Linked DNA regions of Homo sapiens: region 2 is linked to region 1. A link is an interaction called in ENCODE POLR2A ChIA-PET data of the cell type or tissue named here. Cell type or tissue: HepG2. All regions are shown on one strand. Links, peaks and the distances in the headings refer to the core of each region. The heading gives the core; the rest is flanking DNA.

Region 1 (15,243 bases), core at 6,287-11,286:
AATAATATCTGCTTGTATCCATTAAGTCATTCAACATGTACTGAATGTTTTATGTGTATTTTGCCTATATTAATCATGTACTGGGTCCAGCACTGACCCCCTGGAGTTCACATGTAGGCAGAAGTAAATCAAGAGGCAGTTACCGTGCTGGGAGATTATGTACTGTTAGTTTTGAGAACCTTGGTCTAGCCTTCCAACCTACCTTCCAACCTGGAAATTTGGGAGGTGTGGGAAACGGGTGACCTCAGGAGACTGATAGGACTCCGCGTGTTTGAGAAAGAACTGGCTTTTGGTCTAGGTAGGAGGTAGAGAGCACTTTCCGTGAAGGTGTTGAGGTTTAGGCAAGGTTGTGAATTATAGAACAGGAGCTCTGGAAGGTATCGTGGGAGAGGCTCAGAGAAAGCATGGGTGGCTGGGGGATTGGGGGAGGATAGAGAGAGCCTGTGAGGATGTCTTTCTGGCAGTGTCTAAGGTCACGTGACAAGCAGAGCTCGATGGGCTCAGTGGGCCACGGCACTTCCCAAGCCGCTGATTCCAGTTTCACAGTGGGCACAGGAGTGCAGATTAGGGCTAAGTTGGGGGGACAGGATGCACAGCGTGTTGGCTCAGGATCTCTGGGAGGTGGCACCTGTGACCTGGGCTAATCATGCTACTTTCAGAGTCAAGCAGCAAGCCAATGGGTAGGGAAAGACCAGCCTCTCTGAACTGGGTCCCACGTGGAGATAGTGAATACAGGGCACCGGTGAGCATTCCAGATGACTCCAAAGCCCCGGCTGGAGTATCCAGGTTCCAACTGTATCTCCTTACAGAGACCTGCAGCTCTGTGTGTCCAGAGGGGTTCATGCTGGGCAACTGTGGTGGTGAAGGTCAGGTGTCCTCAAGCTGACCACAAGTCACAGCTTGTTGTCTTTCTTGTCAGAGGGACTCTGGGTGCAGCTGCTGGCCACTGGGCTCATTCAAGGGCGTTAGTGCCAAATTCCTTCTCCCTGGCCTTCCTCACGTTGATCTGTGTACAAATGGAGCTGCAGGGGAAAGGTGGGTTTCCAAAAGGAGTGACAGTGAGGAAGAGACCGAGATAGAAAGAACCTGTTGCAAACATTTCCCATCTTTTGTCATTCAAATGGATACTGTTTTAAGTATCACCTGTTCTGGTCATAAAAGACAAGAATGTGTTTGTAGAAGCTTCTAGGATGCCTGGCATACACCATGCAGGAAGCACCCTTCCAAGTCGGCTGGCCTGCTTTTGTTTTGCAAAATCTGGTTTGAAAATTTTGCACTTTCCATATTTAGCAACATTTCAGTGGGTGTGAATTTATATTGCTACAGCCATGGCTAAAAGTAATTCACTCTTTGATCTATGTTGCCTATGTGTTACTATACAGACAGGACTTCAGGTTTCTGGAGCTTTGGTTTAAAATAAACTCTGTGTGTGTGTGTGTGTGTGTGTGTGTGTGTGTGTGTGTAAGAGAAACAGACAGACTCTAGGGCATTGCTAGTTCCAATTGGTGGGACTTGCTTGTGACCTGTTTGGTCCAAAAGTTGGTCAAAACTGTAGATTTGCAAATCAGCAGGATTCACTCCCGGCTCTCATTTTGATGTTTCAAATGAGTGCATGTTGTGCATTTGAATTAGATCGGAATGAGTTTTGGGGGTCTCACTGAGACACTCATACATGTCAGGATTTGCCACTTTGGAAGCTGGAGGCAGTTAATATGTCCATTAACCCAGGGTATCAAAGTGGCAGCTCATGAGTCAGATGTGGCCTGCAGTTGTTTTGTTCAGCCCATGCAGTCTTTTAAAAATCTGGAAAATTCACATTAAAATCCAGATATTCCAGGTATCTCTTAAGGCTTAACTTTCTCAAAACTCAGTGATTTTAAAGAACAGTGACATTTATCTGTTTCTCAAATCTGTGATGTGGACAGAGCCAACTTGTCTCTGTTCTGCATCAGTTGAGAGGCTGGGGCTGGAAGCATCTGAGGCTCACTCACTCACATGCCTGGCAGCTGATGCTGGCTCTCAACCGAAACCTCCCCAGGGGCTACAGTGGCCTTTCCGTGTGGCTTTCTCACAGCATGTTGGCTGTGTTCCAATGGTGAAAGTCCACAGAGAGAGAGAGAGACCCCAGTGGAAGGCACATCATTTTTCTAAACGACTCTTGGAAGTTACACTTCTGCTCCATTCTGGTGATTAGAAGTCAGTCATTAAAGTTAGTCCATATGCACAGACAGGGGAATTAGACCCCACTTTTTTATGGAAGGACTATCAAAGAATGCAGACACGTTTTAAAACCAACATGCCAATCTCTCACTTCTCTTGGGAAATTCGGGGACCCAGCAAGATGTGGCCTGAGCAGTGGCTGCCCCTGTAGACAGGGCATGGGCCCTCCAGTTTGCTGGGTCCCCTCCACCCACCGAGATATTGCACCCAACCCCTGTAGGCATTTCAGCTTGGGTCTGCCACTCTAGGCTTTCCATATCTGAGGGTTCAGACTCACTTTTCAGCTCCTTCAATTTACAAGGAATTCTCATTTTTGAAACGTAAGAACTCAGAATTTACTCAGAAGTAAATTTTTTTCCTCCAAAGGAATCAGGTTATATCCAAACAGGTGATTTTTCTGAGAACCAAGCAACTCATTACCCATCCTTCCTTTGGGTATCAGAGATGCAGTTTGGAGGGCTGTGTGGGGGGCATGGGCAGAGGCAGTCAAGATGGCTCTACCCTCCTCATCATCATCATTTGTAGTAGGAGCAGCAGTACTGTCTTTTTTTTTTCTTTTTTTTTTTTTTGGACAGAGTCTCACTCTGTCACCCAGGCTGGAGTGCAGTGGCATGATCTCTGTTCACTGCAATCTCTGCCTCCCAGGCTCAAGTGATTCTCCTGCCTCAGCCTCCTTAGTAGCTGGGATTACAGGCTTGCATCACCACACCCAGCTAATTTTTTGTATTTTTAGTAGAGATGGGGTTTTGCCATGTTGGCCAGGCTGGTCTTGAACTCGTGTCCTCAAGTGATCTGCCTGCCTCAGCCTCCCAAAGTGCTGGGATTACAGACGTGAGTCACTGTGCTCAGCCTTCTTCAGCATTATTGATAATTGGGGCTGGATGACTTTTTGTTTTGGCGGGCTATTCTGTGCATTGTAGGGTGTTTAGTGGCACCCTTGGCCTTCATCCACTAGGTGCCAATAGCACCCCCACCTCCCAGTTGTCTCCCAAAATGTCTCCAGACATGGCAATATGTCCTGAGGGGGTTGGAAAAAGGGTAAAATCACCCCCAGTTGAAAGCCACTGATTTCTCTATGTATTCTGGATAGGAACCCTTTGTCAGTTAAATATTTTGCAAATATCTCCTCCCACTCTGCAGCATGCCTTTTCAGGCTCTTAAAGGTGTTTTTGATGAACAGAAGTTCTTAGTGTAGTCCAGTTACCAATCTTTTTTAAAATTGTTAGTCCTTTTTTATTTCTGTTTTACACATCTTTGCCTGTCCTACCTTTTCTTCTGGAAACTTTATTTTTGTCTTTCACACTCAGAGCTACCATCTACATTGGGATTGACTTTTTGCATGGCCAAAAGTAGAGTCAGGCTTCATTTTTAAAATATGGCTATTCAATTGACTCAGCAACTTTTATTGAAAACATTACTCTTTCCTTATTGCCCTGGGGAGCCACAGCTGTCATAAATCAAATGTCTATAATCCGTGTGGCTGTCTTTTATTCTGTTTCATTGGTCCATTTATGTATCCTTGTAACAATACTACGCTGTCTTAAAGACTTAGCTTTAGCATATGTCTTGAAATCCAGGAGATTAAGGCCTCCCACTTTGTTCTTTGAGATTGTCTTTACTGTTCTTGGCCCTTAGCAGTTTCACACAACTTCTAGAATCACCTTGTCAGTTTCCATTAAGGGAAACATAGTGGCGTTTTGTTTGGGATTCTCCCTATCAGTTTGGAAAAAAAACCAAATATTTACAATATTGAGTCTTCCAATTCATGAAGATAGGATCTATCCATTATTTAGGCCTTTGAAAATTTGTCTCTTTCTCAAAAAAATATTTTTTTGCTTTAAAAAAAAGAGCATGTGGCAGCTTCTTATATTACTCAAGTGTTGTTATTTTTCAAAATAGGGATTGTTTGCATTTTTAGGAGATTATGTTTCTTGGACTAAAAACTATTCTGAGTCCTCATTGCAGAGAGAGAGAGAGAGAGAGAGAAAGAGACAGAGAGCAAGAGAGCATGCAGCCAAATTTCTTAGCTTGGCATTCAGTGGGTTTAGCAAGCTAGCTCCAGCCCGCCTCCTGCCCTCCTTCTTCCTATCTTATATATCTTTTCTTTTGGCCCTATGAAGCTACTCCAAGTTCCCCCAATTCACCATGCTTTTGCTCCTACTGTCCTCTCTGCCTGGAATGTCAGGAAGGGCTTCATGGAGAATGTAGTACCATCGCTGAGTTCCAAAGTAGGAATTTCTAGGCAGAAACAAGGGAATACCCATGGGCCACCAATGCCTAACCAGGCCCAAGACAGGGTAGGAGCTCAATCAGTATCTGCCCACCTGGGATATTTGTCAGGTCCCGGGTCTGGGTGATAGGCAGGGGCCCCGCATGGCCACCCTTCAGCCTGCAGGGGCAGCCAATCTCTGCTTTTCTGGCTCAAAGAAGGAAGCAGTTTGTCTCAAACATGTGGAATCTACCAGCCTGTCTTTCCGTAGTCTGCATCCACGGGGTGCCCACAAAGTCTGGAAACAGATATTATTTTGTTCATTACAGATTGGAAATGTCCTTGAGGACATTGTGTATGTTCACCTGTGTGTCCAGGGTTGGTGGGCACCTGGGATTTCTTAGGGGTTTCCTCTTTCTTAGGGACCTTGCAGGCTGGTGCTATGATCATCCACAGTCTCCCTTCTCCCACGGTCTGTTTCTCTCTGCCTCACTGTTGCCACAGACAGTCTGGACAGATTACAGCTTTGCCCCAACTTGAACCATGGATTTTTCTTTTCAAAATAAAACATAATAAAATTTTGGTGAAAATGGAAATATCTACATGTTTATTTTTAAGTGTTTTTTTTTTAAATGTTAAGTTTTTTGGTTGGTTGGGAAACATCAAAATAGGTCATGTGTAACTTGGTTTGCTCATAAAAAAAAAGTGGCTCATACTTGGTATATTTAGAGATGAGACGGAAGTGATTTTTTTTTTTTTTTTTGTATTCAGTTTTTCTCTATTTTTCTTTTTAAACCAAAAAGTGCTTGGAAAATTTCTCCACCCTATCCACTGTTAGTGCATTTTCCTGGCCTTAAAATTCTGGTAAAGCCTTCTGTTGCCCAAACTGAAGAGTTAAGTGTGCTGAGCTTGGCTTGACCTTCAGTTCTGCTTCTCTAAGAGCGAAAAGGCATCTTTTTCAGGACTGGTGCTATTAATGGGCTGAGGAGGACAGTGTTCCGAAGGGCAGAAAAATGCCTTCCTCTGTGAGAAATTAAGGCAGTGATTTCAAACAAATTGTTTCGCCAGTGTCTGGCATCCCTGCGGGTTGTCTCTGGTTTTCGTCCACTTGTACCAAATGCATTCATGAACATGGCAGACATTTTGCTGAAGGTCTCACAGGGAAGGACGGCTTGGAGACACACATTCCGTAAAAAACAGCTTGAAAACCTTCCTCAAACGTTTCTGTTTTCCATAGTTCCTTTTGCCATAGCGTCCAATCCTATGAGTTCTTTTGTTTTTCCTTTTCCTCCTGGATTTTCTGCCTCCTTACCTCCTGGGTTTTCTGCCTCCTTACCTCCTGGGTTTTCTGCCAGCCTTACCCTCTACCTCCATCACATCCAAAGGCCTCCTGCTTATTATGCAGAGAAATTTGGTCTGGTGTCAGCTTCCACGCCCAGATTTTAATTTTTTTATCCAACAGGGCATTCAGCAAATGAAGACCCTGCAGTTACCAGGACCAGAGCAGTAGGAAGTTATAAGTGATATTTTGCAGCAAGGCAGAATAATGTGATAGGATTGTAAGGGCTAAGCAGTGGAGTCCTAGAAGATGTCCTGAGCCCCTGGCTGCCTTGAGTTCTATTTTGGAAACGTTATTTCTAATTTCTCCCCAGTCCCTAGCTCCCAACTACCAGAGCTGGCCCCAGAACCACTCTCCCCTTCACTGGGAACAGACCCACATCCAACATCCCTATTCTATCTGCAATCATCTGCTGACTGTGGTCTAAGGGATGTGTCTGGCCCCCAGCACAGGCCCTGAGGCCAAGGAGAAGATGAGGTTGCTAAAACTCCAGGGCACTACCAGGCCCTCCTCAGTTATCTGTGGTTGCTCAGAATGATTTGCTTCATAAGCACTCCGAGACGCACAGATGGGGGAGAGTGATGTCATACCAGATTCCATGCTTGATAGACAGACAGATGGATATGCAAATGGAATGAACGAGAGAGATGGGAGGGGTGTAAATGATGGGTGGTGGAGTCTAGAATCAGGTAAGCAGAGGGTTTCCCAGGCTCCTTTGGAAGAGGAGTTCAAAATGACAAGACGCAAAGAACACCATTCTTTATGGCAACCTGGTACAGAACACAGGCACCAGCTCATGTCTGTCCTCACAACACCCTTGAGAGGTCACTGGAGCTTAGGAAACCAAGGGTTGCCCAGAAACATACAGTCAAAACTCAGATTCTAATGCCAGAGTTCCAGCCACTTCACCAGACTGCCTCCAAGAAGTTGCCACTGGTTGGCTGGAAGTCTTGTTCCAAATACTATCTGATGATATTTTCCTTCTTCCCCATCTGCCTTCCTTCAAGAGGAAGTAAACAGATATTCTAGAGCATCTGAACCAAGCATCTTTGCATTTATTTGGGGACATTATTAGTGTCATTTCTTTTCATTCAAGATGCCAGCTGTTGGGGGCAAAGTTGCCCCGCTGAGCTCATGGTATAGACATGGGCAGTTGCTAAAGTAATCCCTCCCCACCTGGAGGTTTCACCTTGCATCCCAAATACCACCCCTGCACAGACTGGGGTCTCTCATTGCTTTCCTCTGTGCCCTCCACTGGCCACACCAACTTCCTTGTTTACCCATCTTAGGTGAGAACACCCTTTCTCCCATGGACTCCTACCAATGCATTTCCCACTCTGCCCCTCTGGCTGTCCCAGGTGTGCTGTATGCAACAGCCCCCCCAGGTCTCTATGCTGCTGTTCCCTGCCCCAGACTCTCTGCTTGTCCAGACCCTGACCTGCGATGTGGAAGTGTGATAGAGGAGAGGGAATTCCAGGCAGAGTAGGAGCGGAGATGACCCATCCACATGCGTTCCACTCGCAGGGAGCGGAGGGTGGGGACGAGTCATTCATAGGGACTCCACACCCAGCTGGCTGGAGCAACGGGTCTTGCAGGTGAGCCCAGCCTGTCAGGACCCTCCTTCCTGGCAGGGACCCTGCTGGCCCGTGGGTGATGCCTTTCTCCTTGGCGCTGCCTCCAGAACTGTGGCGAGGCAGCCGTTTTCAAATGTTTGTTTGGGTTTTCTGGAAGCTCTTTGAAGTTGGAATGAAAAATCTGCCTAGTGGTTCTGAAATGGCCTCTCTGGCTCAGCAGGCCTGGGTCCTGCATCATTCCCTTGGTTCAAGGCTGAGTGCAATGCCACCACCCATTGCTGCCCAAATATGATGGTTGGATTGAAGTTCCCAGATATGTCATCAGGCCCCTTTAAGAAGTTCTCTTTCCTCTATGTTGTTCTACGCGCCTCATCCACCTCACTAGTCAGGAGGTCCTTGATGATAAAACCCCCCGTGTGATTTGTCTTTGTATTCCCAAGACCTATCCCAATGCCCTATACTCAGTGGCAACCACTATTGACACAGCTCTTTAAAATTCATAGAGTACTTCCATGTTCTCTCTTCAGAAGTATAAGGAAGGCATTCCCATTTTGCAGACGAGCACACTGAGGTTCAGACAGGTTGGGCAACTTGCTTTCAGTGACTCAGCTAGGACGGGGCAGACTGAGTATTTGACCCTGTGTGGCTCCAAAATCTGTGCTCCCCGGCTTCTGCCCTGCTTTCCCTGGACAGCCAAAGCGCTCCGTGCATGTTTGGTGCTGAGGTATTAGGGGGTTTAAGTCACAGGGTGTCCAGCACTCAGGAGCTGAGGCCACCCGCAGGCGTCTTGGTTGGCAGCTGAGCCCTCTGAGGTAACAGGAAATAGAGGCAGCGGGACTCAGGCTGGGGTTGAGGTGTTCGGGGTAGCAGGAGAGGAGGAGAAGCTGCTGAAGTGGTGGCAGCCACACTCAGTGAAGTAAGAGGCGCCCCTGCCCAGCGGCCTGAAAGCCACTTCTCCTCAGCCAGCAGGAATCGCATTCCATAGCACAGGAAGCCTCTGTTCAGAGGAGGTCCAGTCAGGAGTGAAGGCTGTGGAGTCAAGGCCGTGAGTGTGTGTGTGTGTGTGTGTGTGTGTGTGTGTGTGTGTGTGTTTAATTTGTGGCTTCAACAGAGGCCAGACTTAAGAATGAATGAAAGAGACAAACAAGGGCAGCTTGTCCCAAGTGGGGGAGGGAGAAGTGTGGACACCAGCTTCTGAGGGAGTCAAGTGCAAAGTCCTGGGCTCCCTGCAAACCGGGCCCTGCAGGAGGGCCAGCACCCGCAGCAGCAGCAGCGAAGCCGGCCAGACCTCCTGGCCTTCCTCACAGCAGAAGGGTGGGCCTTCAGCAACGGGGCCCTGTGCAGTGGGAAAAGGCAACACTGTGCTTGCCTTTGTGGCTAACAGGGGCTGTGCTGCAAATGCTTCAGGAGAGCCCCTGCAGGCTGAGAGGGACATTAGAAAGTTCCATCCTCTTCATCTGCCCACCTCCCTTGGACTGTGGGCTGTGGGCTGCATGGGGCACAGGCACAGGGCTGGATGTGTGGGGCAATTCACCCTCCCAGGTGGTCATTCCTTCTGGCTTTTTATTTGTCCAATATTCCTTCAGTCTCGATTATGTCCCAGGCAAAGTGCTAGACACGCCACACACATTTTCTTCCCTTGCCCTCACAACAACCCTAGCAGGTTGGCACTATCCACCGCATTTTATAGCTGAGGACACAGAACTGTAAAAATGAAGAAGTGACAAGTCCAAGGCCACCCAGCTGGGAAAGGTGGGGTGGGACTTGAAGCTGCTGAGTCTTTTTGAATCTCCTCCTCTAAGGGGCCCCCCAGGCCAGCAGGGAAGAGAAAGTCATAAGCACCCAATTCTGGTAGAAGGCAGAAAGTGGAAAGGGGGGTGTCTAAGTCCCAAGGTGCTTCCTAGGGGCTCGGAGGGTGGCCCCAGAAGACCCCGGGGGATCAGTGTTCTCCAGGAGTCTTGAAGGGCAAGTGTGATGTGGAAGTGTGATAGAGGAGAGGGAATTCCACACAGAGTAGGAGCAGAGATGACCCATCCACTCGCGTTCCACTCACGGGGCATGGAGGGTGGGGACGAGTCATTCATGGGGACTCCACACCCAGTTGGCTGGAGCAGCAGGTCTTGCAAGTCAGCCCAGCCTGTCAGGACCCTCCTTCCTGGCAGGGACCCCGGCTGGCCCACGGGTAATGCCTTTCTCCTTGGCGCTGCCTCCAGAACTGTGGCGAGGCAGCCGTTTTTAAATGTTTGTTTGGGTTTTCTGGAAGCTCCTTGAAGTTGGAATGAAAAATCTGCCTGGTGGTTCTGAAATGGCCTCTCCGGCTCAGTGGGCCTGGCTCCTACAGCATTCCCTGAAGAAGTAAACAGGCCCGTGCAGGGGGAAACTGCAGGGGCCACACTGCTGGACTGCTGGGTGTCCCTGGCCCGAGGCGTGGGAGGCCGGCCCTGGGCCCTGCAGCGCCCGAGTGTTTGCCCAGTTGCCCTGGACACACCAGCCTGGGGTGCAGGGACCACTGCCGCCTGAGAGGGAGTCCTAGGGGGTCCAGGACAGGAAGCCAGCGGTGTTTTATGTTACATTAGGAACACCAGCAGGCTTTCTGGAGTGGACTGAGCCTTGTGGTCAAGAAATAGGCAGGCTTGGAGGCTGTCGGGCTTCCCACCATGCAGCCACCATGCCTCACCTTCATTAGCTGACAAAGCAGTTCTCTGTCCTCACTGGCCACAAGGGGAGGAGGACACAGCTTTTGGAAACCTCCAGGCTGCTATCCTGGAACCTGGAGCCACGGCCAGGGACAGCTTGAGCGTCCCCTCCCCTCTCATCTTGTCCTCTGAGGGGTAGGCTGTGCCCCAGCTGAACGGGGCACCTGTGGCTTTGCCAGCTGATGGCTGCCATGTGGGAATTTGGACCTGGGTTGCCAGATCTTCAGATTTTCCAGCAAAGCTGGAAATCCAGATGTTTGTATGAAACTTCCCCAATTTAAAAAATGTTTAAAAACACTATGCAGGACGACCTATACACATCTGCAGGCCAGACTCGGTCCCTAGGCAGCCAGTTAGTGACCTCTACTCTCTGCCTTCAGACACCCAGGGCCACCTAAACAAAGGGCCCCCATGACAGTGATGGGTTGGGGGTGGAGAAAATGCTCTAGGAGAGACCCTGGAGTCCACAGGCAAGAAGGGCATGGGATCATCCTTTCCCTGCTCCTCCTAAAGGGCAGGCACTGCTCCACTTCTTGGTTCCCGTCCACTCTGTTGGTACAGACATGGGGGAAGCGGGCAAGGGATATGACTTCTAGAATTTGGACCTTGTTTCTCTCTCAGGCACTTCCACTTGCCCTTAACCTGATCTCCTGCTGGTTCAGTCCACCTGGTATGTTTATCAGGAGGCTCTTTCTTTTTCCTTCCTTCTCTTCTCTGTCCATGGCTTTCCCTCTTACAGGTCCTTGGTAGCTGCCGGAGCCCTCCCTCCAGGGGGTGTTGGCCAATGACAAGGCTGGGAGGCCAGGGCCGACCAATCAGAGCAGTTGGCCGTATTGCTGGGAATTAATAGCAACATTGCATATGGGGAAAGCATGAGATTTGGGATCACACAGACCTAGATTCAACGCCTTCCCTAACTGGCCAAAAGACCTTGAGACAGCTGCACAAATTTCCTGCAACTCTGTTCCTCATCTGTAAATGGTGATACTAATTCCTGGCGGGGATTACATACAAAGATGCATGGAAAATGCCTAGCACAGTGCCTGGGATATATTAAGAGCTCATCCATAGTTGTCACTGATTTGAGACAGTGACAACTATGGATGAGCTCTCAATATATTCTTGAGTTGCATGTCTATCAGAAGATGTGATGCCAGGTTCTCAACAGTCAACTTAGAAACACACTCTTGGAATAGAAACACGTTGGGTACCATTTGTACGTGTATTATATATGTATTTCCTTTTCATCTTTTACCTATTCTCTTTTAAACAGAGTGGTGGATTAAAAGGTAATGAATTACGCACAAAGTAGCTTCTCACTTCTCACTGCCTTTCATTTTTCTTCTCCTCCTACTTGGCCTTTCTCCCCCACCAGGACCTTTACTCTGGTCTTCTGTGTTTGCTAATTCATTAGTCAACAAATGTTTACTAAGCACAAAGACTCGTTCTTTGTTCTCAAGGGAGGGAGGCAGACAGATGATTGCAGCAAGGTTGAGGATAAAGAGAAATCCGGGGTTGGGTGCGGTGACTCACACCTGTACTCCCAGAACTTTGGGAGGCTGAGGCGGGTGGATCACCAGAAATCAGGAGTTTGAGACCAGCCTGGCCAACATGGTGAAACCCCATCTCTACTAAAAATACAAAAATTAGCTGGGCGTGGTGGCAGGCATCTGTAATTCCAGCTACTGGGGAGGCTGAGGCAGGAGAATCGCTTGAACCTGGGAGGCAGAGGTTGCAGTGAGCCGTGATTGTGCCATTGCACTCCAGCCTGGGCAACAAGAGCGAGACTCCATCTCAAAAAAAAAGAGAGAGAGAGAAATCCAGGATGTGGAGGGGCCTGGAGTGCAGAAGACATCTGGGAGATCTTAGAGAGAGGCTTGAGGTTTGAGAGAGAATAAGGGTCGTGGCAGCAGGAATGAGGAAGAGATGGATTCATGAGACCTGTAGAGGGACCTTCCAGGAGGTCCCAGGGGTCAGTGGATGGGAAGAGCCAAGAGGAACTCCTCATTTCTGTTTAGATGATTGAGTGGATGACATTGTCACCAACTGAAAGCAGAAGCAGCAGAGAACATCTTGCTAGTGAGAGGTGATGAGCTGGACCATACAAGGTGACCTTTAAAATGCTGGTGGGACAACCAGGTAGAACCATCCCATAAATGATAACAGTGAACTCACTACATGCCAGACTGTCTTAGGTGTTGTATCTTATTTAATCTCCACGATGGCCTTATGAGGGAAGGCACCATCATGATCCTTACTTTTCAGGTGACTATTTTAAGGGTAAGAAATATTAGGTAACTCACCAGTCCAGTGGTCACTGGTTCAAGTGAGTAGAGCTAGTCTGACTCCAGAGCCCATCTTCTTGCCCATTTCATGTATTTATTCAATTAACATTTATTGAAGACCTACTATGAAGCTGGCACCGTTTAGATGCTTTGAATATATCAGTCAAGAAGACCTGCCTTCACGCAGCTCCTGTTCTACTGCGCACACTGCCTCTGCTCAGAGACAGCTGAGGATATGGATGACAGTTCTGGCTGGAGGGGCAGGGGGGCTGCTACACCCACTCCCACTCTGAAATCTCACTTCCAGGGTGAGGGACAGGTGCTTCCTTCACCCACCCACATCAGTCTATATCCCCATGCTAACCATTTTGCTTTGTGCCAGGCCAGGTGGCAGAAGGAAGGGCAGATGCTTGAGAAGGACAGTCATAGAATAGTTCCTTCTAACCCTTTTGTGGCGTCAGTCTCAGACGGTTTCTATATGGAGCTGGACATATCCCTCCATCTCTATCAGCTCATGGTGGAGACCATGTGTTGAGGAGATCATGAAGGGGCTCTTCCTCTGGGTGCTCTGTCACCCAGCCCCCAGCAGCCCACCCAGGTGTCAAAAGACAGGTCTGCCCCTCACTCCAGAGAATAGCTAGGATCCTGGTGGCATGGCACTTTGGAAAGTATGAGACCCCTCCTTGTTTTACAGAAGAAGAAACTGAGGCAGGGAGCAGCCAGTCATTGCCCGAGGCTTCCTGGCAAATTAGTGACAGAGCCAGTTGAGAATGCAGCCCACGTTTGTGTTGCTTCAACTCAGCCCCAGATCCTTCACTCTCCATGGGGGCTGCTTTGGGGAAGCCAGCTTTGCACCCCCACTTCCCTGGAAGGCAGAGCACTAAGGCTGCCACCCAGCCATCGCTCAGGCGGGTCCACACAGCCCCGGGCCAACCTCCCTGGCACTCACACCCAGTGTCCGGAGCAGCTGGTCAGTGGGCGTGGAGCTCCTGCTTGTGTGCCCCCACCCCTGTCGCGCCCTCCCCCTGCCTGGGATGAGCTGCAGCTGCCTCGGGGCCTCTCTGCCTGCGCCCCCCAGCCAGCCTGTGCCCTGCTTTAATGTGTCCTGGGGAAAATAGCTGGCAATGCTCAGGCGACAAGCAAAGGCCATTTTTTAAAAAAAGACTAATGCCAGGATGAGGGGGCAGGAGGGGGTGGAAACAGCTGCAGGCTCCTCTTCCAAATTTAGCCAGGTGACTGCTTTGCCCTGCTCCTCTTTCTCTGGGGTTTTTGGGTGGCCATTGCCTCCATGGTAGGACTGTGTTCCTGAAAACCACCCCCCAGATGACTCACAGAGCTGTGGCAGCTCAGAGAGGAATGTCTATTCATTTCAGCTGGGGCTCTTGTCAGCCAGTTGGACCTGACCAGCAGCTCCACTGTTGCAGAATTGGGCTGCTTCCTACTTCCTGTGTCCCCATCCGATTTCAGGGCCTACCATCCCCAAAGTGACAGAAGATAGCATGGAATGAGGCAGCCATGCCCAGATATCAGAGGTGCTGAAAACATCCTGAGGCTGTGTAGAAACACAGCGAAGATTGGGGCATGGAGCAGGAGCAGGAGAGAAGCCAGGTGGCCCAGCCTTGGGTTGGGAGAACAGGGCATGGCCCCAGCCCCAGGGTGCCCATGGGCAGGACTCAGAGCCCCAGAACCGAGCACTCACCATGTCCACTTCTCATTTATTCTTTAAGTGTTAGAAGGACCTTCAAATCAGCTCATCCAGATGTTCCTAAGTATGAATGATTTGTAAAACGATTTTATGGATATATATGGATAATATATATCCATAAATATTATCCATATACATATATAGATAAAGCTAAATTGTTCTGCATAACCAGTAATTTGACAATTATTTATTGGGGGATGAATCTAATGTCTGAGGAGGAATACATTTCAAAAATATATTGAGGCCGGGTGTGATGGCACTTTGGGAGCCAAGGCAGGAGGATTGCTTGAGCCCAAGAGTTTGAGATCATCCTGGGCAACATAGCTAGACCCTGTCTTCACAAAAAATTTAAAATTTAGCCAGGCGTGGTGGTGCATGCCTTTGGTTCTAGCTACTTGGGAGGCTGAGGCGGGAGGATCTCTTGAGCCTGGGAGGTCAAGGCTGCAGTGAGCAGTGATCACACCACTGCATTCTAGCCTGGGCAACAAAGTGAGACCCTATTTCAAAAAAAGTACCCAGAAATATATTGAGCAAATATGGTGCTACATACAGTGTGGATGATACAGGTAGTATATGAACATGGCACTAAAAAACCTGTCAGTGGAGCCTATTTGAGAAAATATGGGAAATGCTGATCATCACCTTCCTCTTTGTTCTGGTTTTCTGGTCTTCTTCTCTGGTCTCCTTCTCCTTGGTCTTCATCCAGGGAAAACAGACAGTTCTATGAACTGATTTTGGTGTGGTGGGATCTGGGACAGCAGGCATTCCAGCCTTTAACCTTCCCACAGTGACTTTGGCTGTGACCTGGGATGGAGTGGGCAGGCCATAACTGAGGTGGAAAATCCTGTCAGTGAGCTAGATCGAGTCATTAGGCGGAGCTGGATGGGATCAGAGAAAATGGCTTAGACCCTGGAGTGTCACGAAAAGACACACAAGGCAACTAGTGAAGTCAGCAGACATTCCAGCACCTGCCCTCCTCCCTCCATCCTCTAGATCTAGGAGACTCCTCCTGACACACCCACCTCAGACACTTCAGCCTGTCCCTGTTCTGGGCACGCATGCCCTCTGCTACATACACTCCCACCCTCAACATCACTTCCAGGCTGAGGGAACAGGTGCTTCCTTTACCCACCCACCTCAGTGTAAATCTCCATACAGACCATTTTGCTTTGGGCCAGGCCAGGTGGCAGAGGGAAGGGGAGACACTTGGGAAGC
Region 2 (15,243 bases), core at 5,194-10,193, 120 kb after region 1:
GAGTTGAGAACATGCTTTGTACTAAACGTGGGTACAACCTAAGAATCCCCCACACAACTAGTGGTCTACTGGAATGGATGGGCAAGATGCCACCTGTTTACCACCCCTGCACTGCAGCAAATTTATTATAACTTGCCACCAGCCACTGAAAGAAAATTGCTATATTTGTTGACTCATTTGCTTGGAAAGTGGCCCTTTATTCAACAAAAGTATCATAAGAAAAGTGGCTTAGTCTCACCCTCCTACCCAATTCCTGCTATTCAGACTGGCCAGGGGTCCTGCATCTTCTTCAACATTCTAGCTGATGCCTAGCGTTTGTACAGTCCTTTGCAGCTTGCAAAACTCTTATTTGTTCCAGAAAACTAAAGCCCAGAGAACCTACATGGCTTGTCCAAGGCCAGGCAGCTTCGGTGGTGAAGCCTAGCACAGGCTTGCTGGCTGTGCTGGAAGAAGCCATCCAGGAGGGACATGTCAGCATGACACCCATTATCATCACAAAAACTAGGTGCAGGGAGAGTCCTCAGAGAGGCTGTATGGGCGGCAGAGAAGCTCCACGGGCAATAATGATAATGATCATTGTGGTTGCTATTCAATGTTCAGCCTTGCACTTTGCACAACATGTTATAATTATCTCACTTACTCATTAATAACCTGTGCAGCAGGTACTATTATTTCCATTTAAGATGAGGACACCAAGAATTTAACAGCCAAGCCACTTGCTTAAGGTTAGGACTTGGATCCTAATCTTCCTAACTCAAAGCTGGGCTTCTTAGTTATACACCATCCTCACTATGGAAAACATCAAAATCAGAAACCCATCATATGGGGCAATGAGAAAAATCAGAAGCAATGCAAACCCTTCAAACCAGCCAAAGGAGGACATAAGGAAAAGAGAAGTATCCTTTCCAGCCCAGTCCTGAAATCATTTTGGAGCCTCTGTCTTTTAAATTAAGATCCCGGTTGCCAAAAGCTGATGTATGTAAGGTGACCTAAGTTGAATGGCACTTTCCCGGTGGTGATAAATGCATGTTGCCTGCCAAGATGGGCTGAGTATAGACGTGGATTCCCATGCCCCTCGGATGCTCAAGCTGTGAACTGCAAGATGGAGAGTGCTGTGTGGGTTTCAGGGGTTTAGAGTTCTAATCTGGGGTGCACCATTTACTCCACACTCTTGGTCAAATTTCTTCACCTCTCAGAACTCTTTCTAGAGCCACAGAGTGATAGAGTGGGGAAGGAGATCTTGTAGATCAATGCCATCATTTGATGGATGGGAACACTGGGCTTCAGAGAGGGGCAGGGACTTGCTGGTTGTCCTAGGGGCAGCTCAAAGGTAGGCAGGTTCCTAGGAGGTCTCCTCCCTTACAGTTTGCCCCATTTCCTGCTGTGCATGGCTCCCCTGTCTACAACAAAGCCATCACCCTGCCTAGGTGGCAGTGAGGCTCAGGTGAGACCCTGCCTGCCCCATACAAACACATGTCAGGCACCATCAGTAGCTGAGCACAGAGCTCTTCCCAAGGGGCCACAGTGCAGTGTGGCTAGGCGGTACCTGGTGGGCGTGGGGGGCTGGCGATGGGGAGCCATGGAACGGGGTGGGGCAGCCGTCCTCTCATAGGGCTTTTGCTCAGGAGACTCATCATTGCTTTTCAGAGCAAATGGCATTCGTTGGCTTCAAAGGCAGCTTCCGGCCCATCTGGGTGACACTGGACACTGAGGATCACAAAGCCAAAATCTTCCAAGTTGTGCCCATCCCTGTGGTGAAGAAGAAGAAGTTGTGAGGACAGCTGCCGCCCGGTGCCACCTCGTGGTAGACTATGACGGTGACTCTTGGCAGCAGACCAGTGGGGGATGGCTGGGTCCCCCAGCCCCTGCCAGCAGCTGCCTGGGAAGGCCGTGTTTCAGCCCTGATGGGCCAAGGGAAGGCTATCAGAGACCCTGGTGCTGCCACCTGCCCCTACTCAAGTGTCTACCTGGAGCCCCTGGGGCGGTGCTGGCCAATGCTGGAAACATTCACTTTCCTGCAGCCTCTTGGGTGCTTCTCTCCTATCTGTGCCTCTTCAGTGGGGGTTTGGGGACCATATCAGGAGACCTGGGTTGTGCTGACAGCAAAGATCCACTTTGGCAGGAGCCCTGACCCAGCTAGGAGGTAGTCTGGAGGGCTGGTCATTCACAGATCCCCATGGTCTTCAGCAGACAAGTGAGGGTGGTAAATGTAGGAGAAAGAGCCTTGGCCTTAAGGAAATCTTTACTCCTGTAAGCAAGAGCCAACCTCACAGGATTAGGAGCTGGGGTAGAACTGGCTATCCTTGGGGAAGAGGCAAGCCCTGCCTCTGGCCGTGTCCACCTTTCAGGAGACTTTGAGTGGCAGGTTTGGACTTGGACTAGATGACTCTCAAAGGCCCTTTTAGTTCTGAGATTCCAGAAATCTGCTGCATTTCACATGGTACCTGGAACCCAACAGTTCATGGATATCCACTGATATCCATGATGCTGGGTGCCCCAGCGCACACGGGATGGAGAGGTGAGAACTAATGCCTAGCTTGAGGGGTCTGCAGTCCAGTAGGGCAGGCAGTCAGGTCCATGTGCACTGCAATGCCAGGTGGAGAAATCACAGAGAGGTAAAATGGAGGCCAGTGCCATTTCAGAGGGGAGGCTCAGGAAGGCTTCTTGCTTACAGGAATGAAGGCTGGGGGCATTTTGCTGGGGGGAGATGAGGCAGCCTCTGGAATGGCTCAGGGATTCAGCCCTCCCTGCCGCTGCCTGCTGAAGCTGGTGACTACGGGGTCGCCCTTTGCTCACGTCTCTCTGGCCCACTCATGATGGAGAAGTGTGGTCAGAGGGGAGCAATGGGCTTTGCTGCTTATGAGCACAGAGGAATTCAGTCCCCAGGCAGCCCTGCCTCTGACTCCAAGAGGGTGAAGTCCACAGAAGTGAGCTCCTGCCTTAGGGCCTCATTTGCTCTTCATCCAGGGAACTGAGCACAGGGGGCCTCCAGGAGACCCTAGATGTGCTCGTACTCCCTCGGCCTGGGATTTCAGAGCTGGAAATATAGAAAATATCTAGCCCAAAGCCTTCATTTTAACAGATGGGGAAAGTGAGCCCCCAAGATGGGAAAGAACCACACAGCTAAGGGAGGGCCTGGGGAGCCCCACCCTAGCCCTTGCTGCCACACCACATTGCCTCAACAACCGGCCCCAGAGTGCCCAGGCACTCCTGAGGTAGCTTCTGGAAATGGGGACAAGTCCCCTCGAAGGAAAGGAAATGACTAGAGTAGAATGACAGCTAGCAGATCTCTTCCCTCCTGCTCCCAGCGCACACAAACCCGCCCTCCCCTTGGTGTTGGCGGTCCCTGTGGCCTTCACTTTGTTCACTACCTGTCAGCCCAGCCTGGGTGCACAGTAGCTGCAACTCCCCATTGGTGCTACCTGGCTCTCCTGTCTCTGCAGCTCTACAGGTGAGGCCCAGCAGAGGGAGTAGGGCTCGCCATGTTTCTGGTGAGCCAATTTGGCTGATCTTGGGTGTCTGAACAGCTATTGGGTCCACCCCAGTCCCTTTCAGCTGCTGCTTAATGCCCTGCTCTCTCCCTGGCCCACCTTATAGAGAGCCCAAAGAGCTCCTGTAAGAGGGAGAACTCTATCTGTGGTTTATAATCTTGCACGAGGCACCAGAGTCTCCCTGGGTCTTGTGATGAACTACATTTATCCCCTTTCCTGCCCCAACCACAAACTCTTTCCTTCAAAGAGGGCCTGCCTGGCTCCCTCCACCCAACTGCACCCATGAGACTCGGTCCAAGAGTCCATTCCCCAGGTGGGAGCCAACTGTCAGGGAGGTCTTTCCCACCAAACATCTTTCAGCTGCTGGGAGGTGACCATAGGGCTCTGCTTTTAAAGATATGGCTGCTTCAAAGGCCAGAGTCACAGGAAGGACTTCTTCCAGGGAGATTAGTGGTGATGGAGAGGAGAGTTAAAATGACCTCATGTCCTTCTTGTCCACGGTTTTGTTGAGTTTTCACTCTTCTAATGCAAGGGTCTCACACTGTGAACCACTTAGGATGTGATCACTTTCAGGTGGCCAGGAATGTTGAATGTCTTTGGCTCAGTTCATTTAAAAAAGATATCTATTTGAAAGTTCTCAGAGTTGTACATATGTTTCACAGTACAGGATCTGTACATAAAAGTTTCTTTCCTAAACCATTCACCAAGAGCCAATATCTAGGCATTTTCTTGGTAGCACAAATTTTCTTATTGCTTAGAAAATTGTCCTCCTTGTTATTTCTGTTTGTAAGACTTAAGTGAGTTAGGTCTTTAAGGAAAGCAACGCTCCTCTGAAATGCTTGTCTTTTTTCTGTTGCCGAAATAGCTGGTCCTTTTTCGGGAGTTAGATGTATAGAGTGTTTGTATGTAAACATTTCTTGTAGGCATCACCATGAACAAAGATATATTTTCTATTTATTTATTATATGTGCACTTCAAGAAGTCACTGTCAGAGAAATAAAGAATTGTCTTAAATGTCATGATTGGAGATGTCCTTTGCATTGCTTGGAAGGGGTGTACCTAGAGCCAAGGAAATTGGCTCTGGTTTGGAAAAATTTTGCTGTTATTATAGTAAACATACAAAGGATGTCATCATCTTGTCTGTTTGTTTCATTTTCTATTAAAATGGGCTTCATTTTATCTAGGGATAATAACTTATCTAAGGATAACCTAAGATAAACAGTTATCTAAGGATAATAAGGCTGATGAAATCACCCCATGTGTCTGCCTTACTTCCATGGCCTTATTCCCAAGAGCTAGTCATATGTCAAGATCCTACCTTGCCTTGCCCCAAGGCGGGGTGTCCATAAGAGCAGGTGGAGATGGTTCAAAGAAAGAGAAGATATCATTCATATGGCTGGCCATGTCCAGAACTTGCTGCGTCCTCCACATTTCTAAGCTGTCAGGAGGCTGTCACTTCAACTCCCCTCCCCGATGGGGAAGCCAGGCAGAAGCAGGACTCTCTTTTCCTCCCAGGCCCTGTTTGGCTGGAGGCCAAACACGTTTGACAAGAGCATGGGGGCTGAGGTGGGAAAAACAGGTCCAAATCAAACTGGCAGACGAGAGGCAGGCACAGGTAGAGGGCACCTCAGGCAGCACTGGAAGGGGCTCAGGGGTCTGGAAGGGAGAGAGTGAGAGGCAGAGGTTAGAGCAGGTGAACTGGGAGTGGTCCAGAACTGCCAGTCCAGGAGGGCAGCCACTAGCTTCATGGGGCTACCTACATTTAAATTAATTTAAATTAAATGCAATTAAAAATGCAGTTCCTCAATCACATTGGCCACAATTTTCAAGTGCTCAATGGCTATGTGTGTCTAGTGGCTACCATATAGGATAGAGTCGATATAAAACATTTCCATCACCACAGAGAGTTCTTCTCTTGATTTCCAAAGAGCTCCTGGGTCTTATGCATTGGGTTTAAAAACAAAACAACTATGTCTCGTGTGTGTGTGTGTGTGTGTGTATGTCTCTCTGTCTGTCTGTCTGTGTGCATCTGTGTATAGTCAATTCACTTAAAGGGGCTGGTACCAGATTGGTCGTTTTAAGCTGCCAATACACAAATATATCTGGCAGACTAGCTTTGGGCATAAAGTCAGCTGTGCAGTAGAGAGTACACGGCCTCTACCTTCAGGAAACTTTGCCAGGAGAAAGAGATCACACTTGCACACTCAGTCAACAAATATTTTTGCACCCCTGCTCTGTGCCAGGCACGGTGCACACAGAGGAACACAGAATGACCCCATGGAGAACATGAAATTACCTGCCCAATGAGTGGTGTGGCAGGCTTCTGAGGGCAGGGAGTGATCATCGCCTGGATTGGTCAGGGAAGGTCAGTGAGTGGAAGTAGGACAGGTGTTGGCCTGAGAGTCAGAGATGGATAAGAGAAGGGCCTTTTGTAAGAGGCAGAGTCTGACAGAGGGGCAGCTATCAGAGTGTGGGCTTGAGAACACCTGGGCATAAATCAAGGCTCAGTCATGAGAGGCAAAGTGGAAGGTGGGTTGGGCCAAACACAGGGTCAGCTTTAGGGCCCACTGGCTGTGATGAAAGAGGGTGGGGGGTTACTAGTGACTTCTCAGCCAGAAGTGTCACTGTGTGAAAGAGAGCACAGCCCACTGATTCAGTAGGTGCATAGAAGAGGCATCCAGGGAGGACTTGGAAAGCAGACGCCAACGAGGAACCGTCGAGCAATGGGACACTGCACCCAGCTAGACGCACAGCAAAAGAAGCCACAGAGAGGTTGGGGTGGAGGGACAGGCAGGCACTTCAGGGTCCTTCATTTGTCCCTGCAATAGTCACCAGATCCCACAAGTAGTCACTGCAATGCATTAGGTGACCAGTGGGCACCTTCCGTTCCTGTCCGCAGGGAGACAGACAGGATGATCTGCTCTCCCTCACCAGCCTGGGAGGGGACAGGTCAGAAAAGTGTGGCAGAGTTAAGTTTTGCAGAATGCATAGGAATGAACTAAGTGAAGAAGGGCAAAGAACATTCCTGGTGAGGGAATGGTGCTGGGAAGGCCTGGAGGCGATGTGTAGGAGTTGCTGGAGGAAAGGGGGTGGGGTTCCTCCCCACAGACAGGAGGGGTGAAGGCATGGGCGTTCACTCATGGAGGCTGGGGTGGCCTTAGAGGTCAGTGCAGTGACAGCTAACAACATCTGCCTAAAGAAAACGCAACGGCACAAAGCTGGAAGCAGGCGTTTGGGAGAATTTTGTTCCCATACCCACAGGCACACAGGGTATGCTGAGTTGGGCACACAGGCAGTCCCTGAGGTGGCATATGCCTGCATCTCCAATCTGGTCACCCATTCCTTCCTCATCCCCAATCCCCAGATGAGCCCTAATCCTCATCCCCTCCCACTGGCTCAAGGATCTTAGAGTCCTCATAACATGGTAGATGACCTGACCCACCCTGCCCTCTCTCCTCTCGGCTTGGCCCACGCCTACTCATGTTCCAGGGCGTAGCTCCACACAAAGCCTTCTCTGACCCATGCCTGGCAGCTTTCTCCTTCCTCTCCTGGGCCCAGGGCCCAGTGCCTTGATATTGCGCCCCCTGTCCCAGGCTAACATTCACCCCTTCCTCCAGACTGTAGCCTCCTGCAGAGCATAGGCCATAGGTTTTCCCATATCTGGCAGAGTTCTGTTGGGTAATGTGTGCTTGCTGTGTTGAACAAAGGCATAAAAGCCGACCCTAGCGCAACCCTCCTGCCTCCAGTACTGAAGCCAAAATCCTGAGCCCTTTGACCCCATCCTAGCTGTTTTAGCCTGGGGGCTAGGTAGGCGGCAGAGGTTTTCTCAATGGCAGGGAAAGGAGTAGGATGTGGGTGGTGGGAAGGGCTTAATCCTGGGAGGATCAAGTCCACAGGCACCTGGCAGTGCCCTCATGTCCTCAGGGCTGGGTTGGGGTGAGAAGGAGAGCAGACAGAGGTAATGGTGAGGGTTGGGGGAGGGGATGGAGGAAGGGAAGAGTTCATTGTCCCAGGAACTGCCCTCCCTCACAGAAAACAATCAGGAGCATCAAACAGAATCAACAACATGCATGACTCAGCTTTGAAAGCTATAAAGCAAGCTCGTCTAACCCACCGCCAGTGGGCTACATGCAGCCCTGGATGGCTTTGAATGCAGCCCAACGCTAATTTGTAAACTTTCTTAAAATATTATGAGTTTTTTTGCATTTTTTTAAAGCTCATCAGCTATCGTTAAGTGTTAGTGTATTTTACGTATGGCCCAAGACAATTCTCCTTCCAATGTGGCCCAGGAAAGCCAAAAGATTGGATGCCTGTGCTCTAAAGCCTGCTACTCAGTGTGGTCCATGGGCCAATGGCATCAGCATCATCAGCATCAGCTGGGGGAGGTGGTTCACACCTGTAGCCCCAGCACTTTGGGAGGCTGAGGCAGGTGAATCGCTTGAGCCCAGGAATTCAAAACCAGCCTGGGCAACACAGCGAGACCTTGTCTCTACTAGAAAAAAAAAAAAAAGTTCAGCACCACCCAGGAGTATAACCAGGAGCTGGTTAGAAATGCCCAATCTCGGCCGGGCGCGGTGGCTCAAGCCTGTAATCCCAGCACTTTGGGAGGCCGAGGCGGGCGGATCACGAGGTCAGGAGATCGAGACCATCCTAGCTAACACGGTGAAACCCTGTCTCTACTAAAAATACAAAAAAAAAAAAATAGCCGGGCGCAGTGGCAGGTGCCTGTAGTCCCAGTATTCGGGAGGCTGAGGCAGGAGAATGGCGTGAACCCAGGAGGCGGAGCTTGCAGTGAGCCGAGATTGCGCCACTGCACTCCAGCCTGGGCGACGGAGAGACTCCGTCTCAAAAAAAAAAAAAAAAAAGAAATGCCCAATCTCAGGCTCTCCCAGATCAGCTGAATCAGAATCTGCATTTTAAGAAGGGACCCAGGGTAGTTGTTTGCACAGTAAAGTTTGAGAAGTGTGTGTTTGTGCGTGTGTGTGTGTGTGTGTGTGTGAGAGAGACAGAGTCTCTTTAGCCCAGGCTGGAGTGAAGTGATGCAATCTCGGCTCCCTGCAACCTCCGCCCCCCAGGTTCAAGCGATTCTCCTGCCTCAGCCTCCTGAGTAGCTGGGATTACAGGCCTGAGCCACCACGCCTGGCTAATTTTTTGCATTTTTAGTAGAGACGGGTTTTCGCCATGTTGGCCAGGCTAGTCTTAAACTCCTTGCCTCAGGTGATCCACCCACCTCGGCCTCCCAAAGTGCTAGGATTACAGGTGTGAGCCACTGCGCCCGGCTGAGAAGTGTGGTTTTAGGAGTCTCTAAGAGACCAGGCACAGTGGCTCACACTGTCATGAGTCATGCATGACTCAGACTGGCAACATGGCAAAACCTCATCTCTACAAAAAATACAAAAATTACCCAGGCGTGATGGCTCATGCCTGTGGTCCCAACTACTCAGCAGGCTGAGGTGGGAGGATCACTTGAGCCTGGAAGGTAGAGTCTGTGGTGAGCCGAGATCGCGCCACTACACTCCAGCCTGGGTGACAGAGTGAGATCCTGTCTAAAAAAATAATAATAAAATAAAATAAAAAAGACCCTAAGAGCCTAGGCAGCCAGTTTAGAATGGATTTTATATAAGGCTGCCCAGCTATGATGACATGAAGTGTGTTGGACGGAGAGCTCTGGGCTAAGAATCGGAAGGCGTCCAACTGCTCCCCTCGACTGCAAGATTCCTTCTTTCTTCCCCGGTCTCCACACACTAATTATTGAAGACAAGGAACATGTCTACAGAAAAGTTGGGCTTAGGTGTTATTCATGGTGAGAGCAAAAGAAAACAGTTCTCGGACACACAAAGGCTTAGAAAGAGTAGCACGAGGGTGCTCTTCCAGAAAACATTGAGGTGTTCTCTAATCAGATAGAGAAACAAAATCAAGAATTTACAATTGGGGTAAGGGGAACAGGAAAAAAAAGCCAGCAGCCAACCCTAAAACCACAAAGATATTGCAATAAGTTTTATAAATATAAACACAGAATTCGGTGCAAAGCCAAAAGCAATTCTGAGATAGCCAATTGTTAATATTTACAAAGGAAAGTTGGGTTTTACAAACCTGGGATATATGGTAATAACAAGCAAAACAGATACAAGGACGGAGCATGCAGAGGGGGTGGCTGTGTTAAGCTCTTCATCTTCTCTCTTTTTTTTTGTTTGAGACAGAGGGTTTTGTTTTGTTACCCAGGCTGGAGTGCAGAAGCATGATCCTAGCTCACTGTGGCCTCGACCTCCCAGGCTCAAGGGATCCTCCTACCTCACCCCCTGAGTAGCTGGGACTACAGGCTCACGCTACCATGCCCAGCTATTTATTTATTTATTTATTTTTTTGTAGAGATGGGGTCTCACTGTGTAGCCCAGGCTGCTCTCAAATTCCTGAGCTCAAGCAATTCTCCCACCTCAGCCTCCCAAAGTGCTGGGATTATAGATATGAACCACCATGCTCAGCTTCTTCATCTTCTCTTGTGGGAGGAAATTGTCTCATGTTGTTTTAGACATTAACAGAGTTATAATTATAGGTTTAAGAAGGAAAACAAAAACTAATGATGATAATGAATAGCATTTAAAAATGAGACATCTCCCTACCACTGCAGAAGAAAAAAAAACAAAATACAGTCTCCATAAAGAGAGGACAGAAAGATGACATGAAAATGACCACACAACACCTGGGTAAAGAGGAGTCCAGCCACAACAGCAGTAACAGTATGTAACCAACCTAGGTTTCCCAGCTAAAAATGAAAGACCTTCAGGTTCTGCCAAGAAAATAAAATTAAATTATTTGTTGCCTACAGGCTTACCACTGTAAACACTGGCTGCTTGAGCGTGGTCAGTTTTTAGAGACCACCTTTCCTCTCTTCATATTTAGCTGAACTTGCTTAGGCTCCCATGATTGGAAGAAACTTGGCAATCCCCATCCACTGCAAAACACACACACACACACACACACACGAAATTGGCTCATGCAATTACAGAGACCAACAAGTCCTAAGACTGGCAGTCTACAAGCCTGAGACCCAGGAGAGCTGTGGTGTAGCTCCAGTCTGAAGACTGGCAGGCTCTGAAACCCAGAAGGAGCCAATGTTTCAGCTCAGCCCAAAAAGCAGTGTCTCAGCTCAAAGGCTGTCAGGCAGAAGGAACTCTCTCTTACTCAGCCTTTTTGTTCTATTCAGGCCTTCCACTGGTTGGATGAAGCGCCACCCACCCCCCCACCCCCATATTAGGGAGGGCCATCTGCTTTCCCCAGTCTACCAATTCCAATGTCAATCTCATTTAGAAACATTCTCACTGAAACTCCCAGTATCATATTTGACTAAATCTCTGGGTAGCCCCTGGCCCAGTCAAGTGGATACATAAAATTCACCATCCCAGATTGCCTCTTTTCTTCTTGATTTCCTCAAATTACACAAACACAAGGAAGTTATTTATAGCGGAATTTTGCTGAAGATTTAGGAATATGGCATAGCAACAGCTTCAAATAGAATATTAGTCATCATTTCCCAGAAGTTCCTCTACCCTCCCATTCGCCTACACACACCTTAAGTAAATTCCTGGGTCAGGCTGCTACTAGAACATCAGAATTCTCCTTGCCTTATCAGGTATAGAATTGTTGCTCTCTCATCAATAAAAAGATTGGTCCCAGGCATTTATTTTATTTCAATTAATTAATTAATTTAGAGATGGGGTCTCACTCTGTCACCCAGGCTGAAGAGCAGTGGTGCGATCTTGGCTCACTGCAACCTTCACCTCCCAGGTTCAAGCAATTCTCCCACCTCAGCCTCCTGAGTAGCTGAGACCACAGGCATGCGCCACCACACTCAACTAATTTTTTCTATTTTTTGGTAGAGATGGGGTTTTGCCACGTTGCCCAGGCTGGTCTCGAACTCCCGAGCTCAGGTGATCTGCCTGCCTTGGCCTTCCAAAGTGCTGGGATTACAGGCATGAGCCACCGTGCCTGGCCTTAGGCATTTTTTTTTCATATCCAAACACTCATCAAGGTGCTCTGCTGAGCAAAGAACTATCTCTCAGGGGTCACCACCCTTTAGCAGTATAAACAATCTGCAGAGGCCTTGCAATTGCAGCCTGTCTTCAATGTGATCAGGTTGGGAGCAGGATTGTCTTTTCAAGGTCCTTGATGTGTCAGTTTATGGAATGGCAATTGTTGAGGCAATAGATGACAGTTACCCCCATATTCTGAGGAAAAGCCCCTAGAGTAGCCGTGAAGGACTTGGTAAGAAGTGGTGACCCACCTCCAGGCTAAGGAAGAGAAGGCTGGAGAGTCATTGAAGGGGAGATGCCCTGAAGGAAATTTACAAGAGTCAATGTGCTATTGGGTTTCCCCTCTCTCAAAGGGTGCATCCCCTAAGCCCGGTGAGAGGCTCCAAGAGAACCCCTCTTGGGGAGATTGCGGAGATTTACCAAAGGAAGAGATTGACATTTTACTTCTCAGCTGGACACTTGCTGAGTGCCTAAAACTCACAGGTCATCCAGCTGCTGTTGGAGTTGGGGGAGACAGTTTTCCGGAGAGCCTGCCTTGCATGCCTGCCATGTGAGAGGGTAGAGGTTGAAGGTGCCTCTCGCCCAGAGATGACCGAAGGTAGATGGAGGCTGGAGCTGCCGCAGTGCCTGGAAGGATGAAGGGCAGCCTCTGGGTCAGTGCATTCACTCCTTTTGGCTGGGAGGATGTGTGAGGCTTCCCACGAGTCAAGTGTACATTGTGGAAATTAGTGCGGCCCTGGTGTGAGCTAGTTTGAAAGGGCCCTGTTCCAAGTGGCTGCCTGCTTAGCTGAAGGGGTTCCTGATAGAAAGAGGATATAGGGCAACTCCAAGGGGTTTCACCAGTATTCAGCTAGAAAATGTCTTGCTCAGATCAAAGTTGGTAAGGGGGATCTTGGGCATATTCTCCAAACATGCCAAACAGCCAATAAATGGACACCTGCCATAACGGAGAACACTTACGAACCCTCTTTCTACCATAACATAAATTATTAAAGATTTTTAACCCCTCTTCTTCCAATCCCCCCACCTTTGTGCCCCTGCAGGAGCCAGCAGGAATAGGAAGAGATGGAAGAAGTGGAGAGAAAAAGCAAAGTGGAAGAGAGAAGAATAGCTCATGTCCCCATTATCTCCTGGAAGTGCTCAAAAAGAAGTGGGTAAGAGCAGTGGTGTGCAGGTAAACTCAACTGGAAGCAGGGGGAGTGGGGCGGTGGGTGGGAGAAGCCCTGTTCGTAGTATTTGTTGATGCCCATAGTGTAAATTCTCCCATCATGGCTGATTTTCAGCTGCAATGGTTTCGCAACCAGCTTGTAAAATTCCTGTCTATTTAACAATTGGTTTTCACCAGCTGGTCCCAGCCAGCTCATCACTGACAGAAGGCTGAGTGAACAAAGGGGGTTTAAGACAGCACTGAGTCCAGGCGTGGTGGCTCACACCTGTAATCCCAGCACTTTGGGAGGCCAAGGTGGGCAGATCACTTGAGCCCAGGAGTTCAAGGCCAGCCAGGGCAACATGGAAAAAACCCCATCTCTACAAAAAACACAAAAATTAGTTGGGTGTGGTGGCACCCACCTGTAGTGCCAGCTACTCAGGAGGCTGAGGTGGGAGGATCACCTGAGCTTAGGGAAGTCAAGGCTGCAGTGAGCTGTGATTACACCACTGTAATCCATCCTGGGTGACAGACAACATCCTGTGTTTAAAAAAAAAAAAAAAAAGCACGGAGAAAAAAAAAAACTCTTTCCCAGTTTGTACCTTTCAAGATCAGCACATTCAACCAACCAATTACACAAAGTGGAAAGAAGGAGTACAAGGACTTACACTCCCTTGGAAAGAAAGAATTAAGCTGTTAAAATGAAATTCTACTTATTTGCATCTTTTAAATAATTATTTCTCCTTCAAATTCTAGAGGGAAAACACTTGATATATGGTTGAATAATGACACAATGTTGGGGATGAGGAACGCTTTCTTAAACAAAATATCAAAGGAAAAATCATCAAAATTGGTTGATATGCCTACATAAAATTATTGAAACTCTAAACAATATTGACAGGAAACGAGTTTAAAATACATATCCCAGAAAAGAAATTATTATCTTTGGGTGTCTAGTCATCTTCTGTTTGCCTCCAGATCAATTCTACACCCTTCTCTGCCCTGTTTAAGGCCCCAAGAGGCCGAGACATGTCCAGCAGCTGTTCCCTGGCCCTCTGGCTCCCTGTTGGGTTTGGCCAATTGGAGGCACCGTCAACAGATGGAAGGGAGGAAGGAAAGTCCTGGGTTAGGGAATTCATGCCACTGTCTCCCTTTTTACTGTGTCTCTGTGAGTTGACTGTATCCCTCTAAGGAAGATGAGAGCTTTGGTCAGGAGCCCTTTCGTGGTCCCAGTAATTGCCCTCTCTCTCAGTATCGCCAGGCTTAGGGGTGGTAACTGGCCCCCACTTTTGCAAGCCCAGGGCTATTGCACTACTCCTTGTTGGGATCCCTAAACTTTATGCACACAATTTGCAAACAATCCTGCCATTAAATGCTCCTTAACATGCCATCTGCTTTTTGCTGAGACTCTGCTGATATTTTATATGAGAGGCTCTTACAAAGCAGTAAGGAACAAAAAGAAAAAAAAAAAGGAAAAGAAAAGAAAGAAAAACAGCAAAAGGGGGCCAGATTACATAAGAAAAAATATAAATGGCAAAATGGCAAAAGATATATTCAAAAACTAAACCTTGTTGGTAATTATAAAATGCAAATTGAAACAACAGTGAGATGCTATTATCCACCTAGTAAACTAGAAAATATTAAAAAGAACTATAAAAGACAGAAGAAATGAATGCTCCTAGACAATGAGGATAAAAGAATAATTTGGTGCAAATTTTCTGTAAAGCAATTTAGTACTAAGTAAAAATGACTGCAAAATGTATTCAGACTTTGGCTCCAAAATTCTGTCAAAGAATTTATCCTAAAGAAAGAGCTACAGAAATGCACAAGAATTTGTGACAAGGATATTCACTGCAGCATTTTATATGATGATGAAAACTGTAAAACAACCTAAGTAGTCAACAGTCAGATATTGGCTAAATATACCATCACAAAGAAGATGAAAGAAAAAACATTATAGACAAGCAAATGCTGAGAGATTTTGTCACCACCAGGCCTGCCTTACAAGAGCTCCTGAAGGAAGCATTAAACATGGAAAGGAACAACCTGTACCAGCCACTGCAAAAACATGCCAAATTGTAAAGACCATTGACACTATGAAGAAACTGCATCAATTAACGGGCGAAATAACCAGCTAGCATCATCATAACAGGATCAAATTCACACATAACAATATTAACCTTAAATGTAAATGGGCTAAATGCCCCAATTAAAAGATACAGACTGGCAAATTGGACAAAGAGTCAAGACCCATCAGTGTGCTGTATTCAGGAGACCCATCTCACGTGCAGAGATGCACATAAGCTCAAAATAAAGGGATGGAAGAAGATCTACCAAGCAAATGGAAAGCGAAAAACAGCAGGGGTTGCAAACCTGGTCTCTGATAAGACAGACTTTAAACCAACAAAGATCAAAAGAGACAAAGAAGGCCATTATATAATGGTAAAGGAATCAATTCAACAAGAAGAGATAACTATCCTAAATATATATGCACCCAACACAGGAGCACCCAGATTTATAAAGCAAGTTCTCAGACACCTACAAAGAGACTTAGACTCCCACACAGTAATAATGG

Evidence for each region. Peaks named below come from ENCODE experiments on the same cell type or tissue, not always from the same donor. Only the 100,000 strongest peaks of a DNase experiment are listed, where the experiment ranks them.
Region 2: POLR2A ChIA-PET joins it to region 1 with 9 read pairs; 1 of 35 experiments calls an interaction of 5 or more read pairs at or near these places.

Annotation. Positions count from the first base shown.
Region 1 is chr15:80,830,899-80,846,141 of GRCh38, forward strand. The region is part of intron 1 of CEMIP (cell migration inducing hyaluronidase 1); the gene reads left to right. It overlaps MIR549A (microRNA 549a), which reads right to left and starts at 11,175; the gene lies at 11,080-11,175. RefSeq lists an enhancer at 53-743. In HepG2, for the core only: no CTCF peak of the experiment used is centred there; DNase peaks (open chromatin) are centred at 8,443 and 10,813.
Region 2 is chr15:80,947,150-80,962,392 of GRCh38, forward strand. CEMIP (cell migration inducing hyaluronidase 1) reads left to right here. Exons shown (of 30, transcript NM_001293298.2): 30 at 1,648-4,622. The coding sequence ends at 1,775. It also overlaps a transcript of MESD not described here. Among named protein-coding and RNA genes, the nearest start is that of MESD, 35 kb to the right of the region's middle. RefSeq lists enhancers at 5,507-6,479, 6,480-7,451, 7,452-8,424. In HepG2, for the core only: no CTCF peak of the experiment used is centred there; DNase peaks (open chromatin) are centred at 7,212 and 7,542.